2 separate regions of the Homo sapiens genome follow, and region 2 is linked to region 1. The links are chromatin contacts, found by Hi-C or POLR2A ChIA-PET in ENCODE. All regions are on one chromosome and are shown on one strand. Each heading gives the region's core, a stretch centred on a gene start or an enhancer-like site at or near the end of the contact. The rest is flanking DNA. Distances are from core to core; before and after follow the strand shown. Region 1 holds the start of CENPE (centromere protein E). Region 2 holds the start of PAPSS1 (3'-phosphoadenosine 5'-phosphosulfate synthase 1).

Region 1 (4,529 bases), core at 1,248-3,747:
AAATACACTAAGACTGGTACCCAGTTTTTACTAGTTTTACCTGTACGTACTAGAAATCCAGTTAAGTTACTTACCTTCTTAATTTTTTGGAAAATGTCATGAATTGCCCTGGGTATAACTCCCAAATGATCTTCTGAACCCATCATGGTATATGTTTTTCCTGAAGCAGTCTGTCCATAGGCAAATATAGTACCTGCAAAAAACAAAACACACATACGCAAAGATTAAAAACAAACCTATAATGGGTAAAACTATGCATGCTTGTTGCACAGACGCCCAAGACTAAAATGTTTCTGCAGCATTGAGTGAATACAAACCATTGTAGCCTTGTATGGCAGAATCGATGATTGGTGCTGCTATTTCTTCATACACATTTTTGGTAGTTTCATTACCATGAAAGACACGATCTAAACAACAACAACAACAACAACAACACAGAAGTTAAATCAAATGAGTCCACTGTGTTTTCATTCCAAATTAGTAATTATTCCCAAAAGTAAAACTGTCAGAATGTAGGATGATCAACTATTTAAGACACAGTATTTTTTTCAACTTTTTGGTTCTCTGAAAATACCCTTCCCTAAGGTAAAATGAGTTCATTTTCACACACAAAAAATACACTACAAGTCAACTTTTCTATGTTCTTTCAAGAGGCAATAAGGTATAGTGTTTGCACATGGGGGTCTGGAATCTACCTAGATGCAAATTAGATAACTGTGATTATAACTGTTTTAAATGCCAATTGGTTACCTTACTTAAATACATGATGGATAAACAATTTTGTTTCCAGTGAAGCAGTTTATAGAAGGCTTAGTCTAATCTTTAGTGACAAATCTAATATTATTGATAAGCCTTTTGTACTTTTAATAGCAAAAGGATAACAAGGTAACTTTTGATGCTATTATAAGCTTACCAAAATTGAAGGATTTACTTCCATCAACTTGATAAATGACATTATTGTCAGTTTTCCAGTAAACTTGGGCAGTTTCTCCAAGTGATTCTTCTCTAAAAGAATAAAAACACCGCATTTTAACCAGTCATAAAAGTCATGTCATAGGAGGAATAATTGAAAAGATTTCACCTGCTAAAGAATATTTTGAAAGATAGTAACATAAGAGAATGACAGAAAGTCCATCTTTGAGGATTCAACTCTTAAATGGAGCTTCAGTGACCTTCTGCCGCCTCAAAAGTGTTTTCTTGTGAAGGCTTTCATTCTCACCCTCTCCCCCAGTACTGGTAAACAAAGGGATGGATTCAAAATGCAACTCTGATTATGTCTGTCTTGCTTAAAATTCTTAAAACCTTTTGGAAACTTATGAAATCCTCAGCAGGGCACGAGTCCTAGATCATGTCATTTCTCTCTTCCATTTTCCTCTGAATTCCTAGATACATCCTAAGCTCTACCTGAAGGTCTTCCCCAAATGACAGATGTAACCTCTCTGTGCCTGGAATACTCTGACTTCCCTTTCCATTAAGTAACATAGGGATTATTTCACTCATGAAAAGCGTCAAGACTTTTCTGACACCAGTTCACCCCACGGGAAGCTTTCGTCTCTGATGGGCTAATAACTCCTCTAGCAAACATTCTCTACCTGCCCATCATAACACTTGTCAAAAGGTATCCTAATGGTTTCTTTATGTAGCCGTTTAAGGCATTAGATAATGAGCTCCTCAAAAATAGGAAATTCCTGATCTTGGTATTTGCATTTATTAAACCCCGTGTTCAATAAAAATTTCTCACACACACAAAGTGTTAGCATTTCGGGTCGAGGGCCAGAAGCTAGTGAAGCAAACCGATTTCATTTATTCCTCTTCCTGCTTTTTCTCCCTAGCACTTATTACCTACATATCACCACTTAACATCCTACATTTTCAACTTTACTTTCTGTCTCGTCCCATTAGAATGGAAGAGCCACTGGGCAATGACGGGAGTGTCTGTGTTGTACAAAGTCACTAAAAAAAAATTGATAAATATTTGTAGAATGATCTTGAGTGACGATTGAATGTAATGTGACAAGACAGACTAGCCCTTGTCTTCAGAGGGTCTGGAGACAGCAGTTAGGTGTAAAATGACTAACTGTGATGAGGGCCAGGAAGGCACGGTCCCATACGACTTCTCTAGGCGGGGAATGGGGCAGGGAGGAGCAGATGCCGCAAGGCAGAGCAGCACAGAAGGGAAGGTCTGTATGTCAGCGAGACTGAGTTAAATTTAAGTGAATCTCGCAGCTGGAAAGTATCTTCTAGATCTCCGATCCTCCCCTGTCACTTTACAGACCCTGAAACGATGGCCAGCAGCCGAGTCACTAGACAGCAGAGCCGGGAAGCAGCGGCTCCTGGAAACATCGTAGGCCTCGCCCCTCCGGCTCAGGGCGGCGCCGCAGGCCCAGCGGGCACCGGGCCGTGGTGTGGCCCCCCTACCTGCTGTTCAGCGGCCGCACTCGCACGCAGACGGCCACGGCTCCTTCCTCCGCCATCCTATCAGGCTGAACTGGTCCCAGGAAAATGGCCAGGACCCTCCGCGGCCGGCACTTCAGGGCTCACAGGCCGCCCCGCCTTTAAATTTAAAATTTCCCAAACGCCGCATCTGATTGAGCCGTGGCCTCGTGACGTCATGGGCCATTCCACGTGCGGAGCAGCGCGGGGGACGCAAGGCGGGCGGCGTGACCACTGCTAAACAGGAGAGGGGATTTAAAGGGCCCAGCAGAGAGTCGGAGGAGAGGGCCGAAGGGAGGGGCTCCCAGGAGTGGGCAGAGAGTGGTGGTCCTGGAATACCAGAATACTATTATCTGCCAAAAGCTAGCGAACGTCATCCTCCACCCCATCCTTAAAAAGTTTGGAACCTGTAGACGAAACTAGGTAGAGATACATGTATTTTTCACTACCCAAACAGAATTGCCGTCTTTTAAAGAAACTGCACCAACAGTTTAAAATAAACTTTCAACAGCAAGAGTTGAAATTCGCTGTCCAGTCCAGAAACGTGACAAGCCTGTTGTGCGCCTTAGAAAATCTGAGTTTAGGCTTTTCTCCTGTTTCTCTCTCTCTGTAACTCGTTTCCATTAGCTGTGGCTTCCTCAGAGGTTGAATTAGGGAAAATAAATACCGAGGACTGAAAAACTCATTGAGTAATGGGTTGATACTTTTTTTTTCTTCTTTTTTTTGGAAACGGAGTCTCGCTCTGTCACCCCAGGCTGGAGTGCAGTGGTGCTTATCTCTGCTCATTGCAGCCTCCACCTCCTGCATTCAAGTGATTCTCCTGCCTCAGCCTCCCCAGTAGCTGGGATTACAAGGTGCCCGCCACCACGCCCAGGTAATTTTTGTATTTTTAGTAGAGACGGGGCTTCGCCATGTTGGCAAGGCTGGTCTCAAAGTCCTGACCTCAGGTGATCCACTTGCCTCGGTCTCCAAAAGTGCTGGGATTAAAGGCGTGAGCCACCGCTCCTGGCCTGGTTTGTTACTTTTATTAACTAAGAGGGAAAGCTATTCTAAATACAGTGATTTTTTCCCAAAAATAATGCTTATTTTCCCTTTCTTCTCTCTCTCTCTTTTTTTTTTTTTTTTTTTTTTAAATAAACATGAGTTCTTGCTTTGTCACCTAGGCTAGAGTGCAGTAGGCTGAACACAGCTCACTGCAGGCTCAACTCCTGGCCTCAGCCCAAGTGGGGTTCCCACCTTAACCTCCTGAGTAGCTTGGATTACAGGCACATCACAAGCCCAGATAATTTTTAAATTTTTTTGTAGAGACGGGGTGGTGGGGGGATTAGGGTAGGGAGTGGGGTCTCACAGTGTTGCCTAGGCAGGTCTTGAACTCCTAGGCTCAAGCAATCCTCCTTGCCTTGGCCTCCCAAAGTGCTGGGATTACAAGCATGAGCCATCGTGCCTGGCCTAGCTTTTTATGTGTACTTTAGAAAGCTATCCAAGATGTTTCATTTATTAAGAGAAATTCAAGGTGCACGGTTATGTACACAGAATATGTCTGGATATACATACATAATTTTTGGAAAGATACACAGAATATGCCTAATTTCCTTGCAGAGTGAGGACTGAGTTAGATGGTAGACTGAGTTAGATGAAAGTAGTTTCTTTCAATTTAAAGAAACTAGTTTATAGATAAGAACAGTAAAGAAAAATGAGTCTATTCATTCAAGATTTGTTTTGGTTAACTAGCTGTGAGGTAGTATAAACAACTCTTTTTTATTGCTAGACTGTAAAGATACTTGGTTGTATCTAGTAAGAAAATACAGAGTTAAGGAAGGTATATTTTAACTGTTGTTTTTGTTTTAATTGTGGGCAAATATGAGACAGCTGAAGGCAAGGAACCTATGAAGAAGAAGGGAGATGTGATTAATCAAAATTTCTAATGAGACAAGAGGAGATTGGTTCACGAGTAAAGAGAAGTCATCAGCCTTTCATAGTTGTGCTTATGATCGTTGCTATGACTGTCTTTTTTTATCATCACAGCAGGTGACATTTATTGAAGATTTACTATATGCCAGGCTCTCTATTATATGCTCTCTATCCAATTTTTTCAT
Region 2 (5,287 bases), core at 345-2,844, 4.5 Mb after region 1:
TCCCACATTTTTCACCACCATGTCTAGCACAAGTCTCTACATAGAATACGCACCATGTGGCAAATGTTAATAAATAAATGAGTACATAAATGGACAATGTAACAGAAATCATCTGTAAATACCCCAAGTAAGCCAACCTTATTTCCCTAACCGTGAAACACCTTAAGGTAAGAGAAGCGAAACTGAGTCTGAGTTTCAAGGCAGTGGTTTCACCGCACATTCAAATTCATGATCTGTCTTCTTTGTTCATCAAAACAATCCCGTGAAGTACATACTATTATACCCTTAAGTCAACTGAGGTTCGAAAAAGTAAAGTGACTCTCCTCAAGATCACACAGCTAGTAAATGGCAAAGCTGGGATGAGAGACCAGGCCAGGAGTCCAGCGCTCTTTCCACTGTTCTAATTCATCTTTTAAATCTCCTTCCCCTCCTTACCATCTATAGAGTTAAATAAAAGGAGAGAGGAATCAGTAAACAACTCATGATAACAATAACAACAGATGTGGTAAATTAATGACTTCCAAAGAACATTTGCCTGAAATTGCTTGTTTTTTTTTTCTTTGATTCATCTAGGGCAAGTAACGTTTTGGGAGACATTGCATTTAAACCTTATTATTCCATTGGACTGTGAAATAACGTTTCCGTCTAAACTTAAACCAGTGCCTTTCCAGACTCCAAAGATGGGCCCTTCCCTGCTGCACACTTACAAAGGAAGATAAGGCTCTTTCTCATCACAGAGAAATTAAGGAAGTAAGCAACGTTATGAGGACACAGCACTTTACAAAGTCAACTGGCAGTCATTACTAAACGTTATAAAGGACTGGTCCCATACCTGACTGTCACCAGGAATGGAGTCTTCCAAACTCCTACTTGTTAAACATTCCGATTTAACACAGAGACACAAAGAACCTCAGTTCAGGGCAGTCTCAACTCATGAATGACCACATTGTTGGGTACTCTCCTTTCACACTGAAACTCAGAAATGGAAAGACACGGAGATGGACCCAAACCTGGGCCAACCGCACTGGCAGAGCCAAGAAAAACCAAGAACGCGTCGAAGGCGCCCGCCTCCGCCTTCTCTGCACATCTTCAGGCCACTCCAAGGTATGCAGGAAGCTCCTGTTTCTGCAGCCGCAGGTTTCAGCACCCGGAGGTTTCAGCAAGCGCCAGTTCACGGGTGAAGGATTTTCCTGGGGGTCTTACCTGAGCGGAGGCGCTGGGGAGGGGGGGCGTTCTTCCCACGAACGGTGGCTCGGACCGCACGCTGCGCCAAGCTAGGGCGAGATCCCCACCCTGCGCCGCGCCCCTCTGCCTCGCAACCACCCACGGCCCCAGCCGGGAGGCGCCGCAGCCCCGGAACCCACCTCCGCGCTCCTGGAAGGATGGATGCGGAGGAGGCGGGAGAGAGGCGGCGGCTCCGGAACGAGCTGCTCCCACAGCCCCTCCGCTCCTCGCCGTCTCGCCTTCGTCCCCAGCTTACCCAGTTCTGCGCGTTATTGCTCAGTTTGACTTTCTTGCACAGGCTCCCGGGGATCTCCATGACCGCGGAGCGCGCTGAGCAGCCGGGGTTCTCTGCGCCGGGAGGGTAGCAAGAGGAGGGCAGGCCAGCGAGCGGGGCGGGGCTGGAGGGCGGGGCCTCCTCGCGTCGGAGCGGGCGCGCGCTGACTTAAGCACGCGCCCGTGCTCGTGGCCTGGGTTGCGCGGCGCATGCGGCGCGCCTCGGAAATGGGTCCGGGGCAGAGGTCTGTGGGGAAGGGCGAAACGCCGGGATAGAACCGGAGGTAGAAGCTGGGGGCGGAGCTTCAGCGCTCGCGCCGGCGCGGGCGCGCACGGCGCTCCTCCTTCCAGATCCCGATGAAGGGGCGGGGCCTGGAATGCAGTCGTGGAACCTCAGGTGCCTCTGCGGCACCGAGCCTAGCTCTGAGCTAACGCAGATCTCTAAGAGCGAGTACCAGCCGCCGGGAGAAAGGCAAGGGGAGTGCGCGGCTCGCCGCGCGCGGCACTCCCTCAGCAGAGGCTGATTGGGAGGACGCTGACGCGGCCTCTTGCACCTGTGGCTACTCCTCCACAGACCTGGCTGCCGACCTCCTGTCTGCCCCTTCTGTGCCCATGTCACCCTGGCCAAATGTTTTAAATGTTTTACAGCTTTGCAAAGGGAAGAATTGATTTACCGAACAGCTCATTCTCCACATTAAAATTCTACTCAAGACACAATTTTTTTTCTTTTTTTGAGACGGAGTCTTGCTCTGTCGCCCAGGCTGGAGTGCAGTAGTAGGATCTCGGCTCACCGCAACCTCTGCCTCCCGGGTTCAAGCGATTCTCCTGCCTCAGCCTCCCGAGTAGCTGGGACTACAGGCGTGTGCCACCACGCCCGGCTAATTTTTGTATTTTTAGTAGAGACGGGGTTTCACTATGTTGGCCAGGCTGGTCTCGAATTCCTGACCTCATGATCCGCCCGCCTCAGCTTCCCAAAGTGCTGGGATTCCAGGCGTGAGCGACAGCGCCTGGCCTCAAGACACAGTTTTTAAAAAGATATAATAAAAGCCCGATTTCTTGACATCAATAATTAATATCTCAACCTGGATTAGTGATTACTTATAAGGTGCCTCCCTCTCCGCTAGGAGACCCCACTTCGCATCAGATTTCTGTGCAGTGCTTCTTACCGACCTACACCGGAAAGGGGCTTCTGTATTATTAAGAGCTACTCAGGAAATACCTAGAGGACTGAAATCCAGGACCGGGGAGGCCGCAGGTAACCCCGAATAGAACTCCCGCCTACGGAGGACATTTTCAAATTCACCTAATTATTCCAGGGCTAGTTCGTAGGAGGATGGGCTGGGGGCATGACAGAGTTTCCTCCAGGAGTTATCTTCCCCACACCCCCCATAACTCTGAGTTCTCTTTTCCGCAGCTTGCCCCTGGCACCAAAAGAGTTGCTTGCAGCTCTGCCCCCCTGTGACACAGCCGCCCTCCGCCCCTGACCCCGCCCATCACCAAGACCTGAGACTGCTGCCTGTTAGTGACTAGCAAATTAGCCCCCATCACCAAGACCTGAGGCTGCTGCTGCTGCCTGTTAGTGACTAGCAAATCAGCCCCCATCACCAAGACCTGAGGCTGCTGCCTGTTAGTGACTAGCAAATCAGCCCTCCATCTATTTGCCCCACTGCTACTGTCTTAAATTAGGCCTCCCCTATATCCAGCCTGAGTTATCATTAAGCCCGTTCACTGGACATCCTCCCAGCTGTGCAGCCGCTCTCCACATCCCCGCCACACACCCCATTCTTGCACCTGCTGTCAGAGCGGTATTTCTGAAACAGAAATCTGATCTTGTTACTTGACTACTTAAAATGTGAATGGTTCCCTTCAGCTTTTTTTCTAGGGAATTTTCAATCTGGGGTTCATACATAGAACTGAATTTCAATATAATTTCAAATTCTGCCAATAACAGGAATGAGCTTGGAAGAAGATCTCAAGCTTCATATGAGAAAATAGGGCCACATCTGAAGTTAGCCATTGCTCTGAGTTCTGGTTCTTATTAGAGGGAAATGGTATTTAGATATAACGATCTGGCTCTAGGAGTGCTCACTGCTGTGAGTTTGACCTTATTTCTAGTAAAAGACTTTTTTTAAGGTAAAATATATCATAAGTTTACATTGATACTGTCCATCCAAATTCATGATTCCAGATATGGGTCATGCAAATGAGCCAGAAACATCAAACAGGAAACATAACAAAAAACTGTCAAAAGCTACTCGGATTATGTCAAAAGGACTCAGAAACCAATTTAAAGAAATTTTTCCATGTCAAAGATGGGAGAATTAAAGCACTAAATGGACTAGAACTACAAAATATTAAAACATATCAAATATGTTTAAATCTAGGTGTTTGTAATGATGATGATTTTAAAAAAAATTATTGTCACTCTTAGAGAATGCTAGGAAACCAACTCATTATTTTGAAAACTGGTAAATAAAGGGGATGAATTAAGCATTTACTCTGCTTTCCCTGGACTGTCTGGGACCCAAAAAATTGATAAAGAGAAGTTTCTCTTTACAGAAGTACCACTAATAAATAAAGAAGAAATGATATCATTTTAATATCACCACTTTTCATTTTCTACTGAAATAATGGATAAAGACAATGATCCTCTGTATTAGTCAGGGTTCCCTTAGAGGGACAGAACTAATAGGATATATACATATGAATGGGAGTTTATTAAGTATTAACTTACACAATCACAAGGTCCTACAATAGGCTGCCTGCAAGCTGAGGAGCAAGGAGAGCCAGTCTAAGTCCCAAAACTGAACAACTTGGAGTCCGATGTTCAAGGGCAGGAAGCATCCAGCACAAGAGAAAGATGTAGGCTGGGAGGCTAGGCCTATCTTGCCTCTTCACGTTTTTCTGCCTGCTTTATATTCCCTGTTAGCGGTTTAGGTGGTGCCAACTCAATTAAGGGTGGATCTGCCTTCCCCAGCCCACTGACTCAAATGTTAATCTCCTTGGGTAACAACCTGACAATGATCAATATTGCATCTTTCAATCCAATCAAGTTGACCCTCAGTATTAACCATCACAAGTCCACCCCTTGACAACTTGAACCCATACACATCTCCTGAGATCATTCATAATCTTCAAATAAGACAATAATAAGGTCATAATTATGTCTAACATAACTGAACTGTCCTTTGTACAACTGGAAATGCAGTCCCCAACTCACATACTATTACATAAAGTTAACAATACTTAAATGCTGATATGAAGTCAGTGAATCTCATATCACATGATAAAGGAAAAGGAAATAAAATGAAGATATTTTCTTAGTACAAGTGTATGCATGCACAAACATGTTTTTAACAAAAGAAGGAGGAAATTCTCATGACAATCACAGTCCTCGTTTCTGCAGCTGGTCATGTGCTCATAGCTGGTATTGATGACTACCTTTTTCTACTACCCATTCTGTATTCCCTTTGCCTTCAGCAAGTACCTGAACAGGTGGTGGTTTTTTTTTCCTGGTGGAGTGACCCAAACCTTCATTCCTGAAGGGTCTGGGCCATTTGTAGTCCTGCCTGGATTGGGCTGTTGTAGTTTCCCATTGACCTTAATCACAGGGTAATACTAAGAGACGAACTAATGGATCTCCTGTGTTCCATGTGTACTCTTTCTTACCTCCACTGTGGAGTAGTAGACTGATTGATTTCATCTTGATAGTCTGGGTCAGTCACCCCAGCTAACATTGTAACTCCCTTCTTAGTCTGTTAACTTAGAGGTAGGAGGAGCCCAAAGTGTC

Evidence for each region. A loop is a pair of places that touch in the nucleus more often than their neighbours do. ChIA-PET counts read pairs that join two places held with the same protein, here RNA polymerase II (POLR2A). Pooled maps may share reads with other maps.
Region 2: a loop to region 1 is called in a map of CD8-positive, alpha-beta T cell, with 10 times the contacts of the local background. The contact joins the promoter of PAPSS1 here to the promoter of CENPE in region 1. A Hi-C loop is called at or near these places in 1 of 168 maps with a recorded cell type or tissue (CD8-positive, alpha-beta T cell) and 9 of 50 pooled maps. POLR2A ChIA-PET finds 5 or more read pairs at or near these places in 1 of 52 experiments (T-cell).

Annotation. Positions count from the first base shown.
Region 1 is chr4:103,195,846-103,200,374 of GRCh38, forward strand. CENPE (centromere protein E) reads right to left here and starts at 2,498. Exons shown (of 49, transcript NM_001813.3): 1 at 2,419-2,498; 2 at 914-1,005; 3 at 318-407; 4 at 75-193. The coding sequence starts at 2,474. RefSeq lists an enhancer at 2,360-2,914.
Region 2 is chr4:107,718,640-107,723,926 of GRCh38, forward strand. PAPSS1 (3'-phosphoadenosine 5'-phosphosulfate synthase 1) reads right to left here and starts at 1,595. Exons shown (of 12, transcript NM_005443.5): 1 at 1,481-1,595. The coding sequence starts at 1,540. RefSeq lists enhancers at 848-907, 2,898-3,047 and a silencer at 1,538-1,787.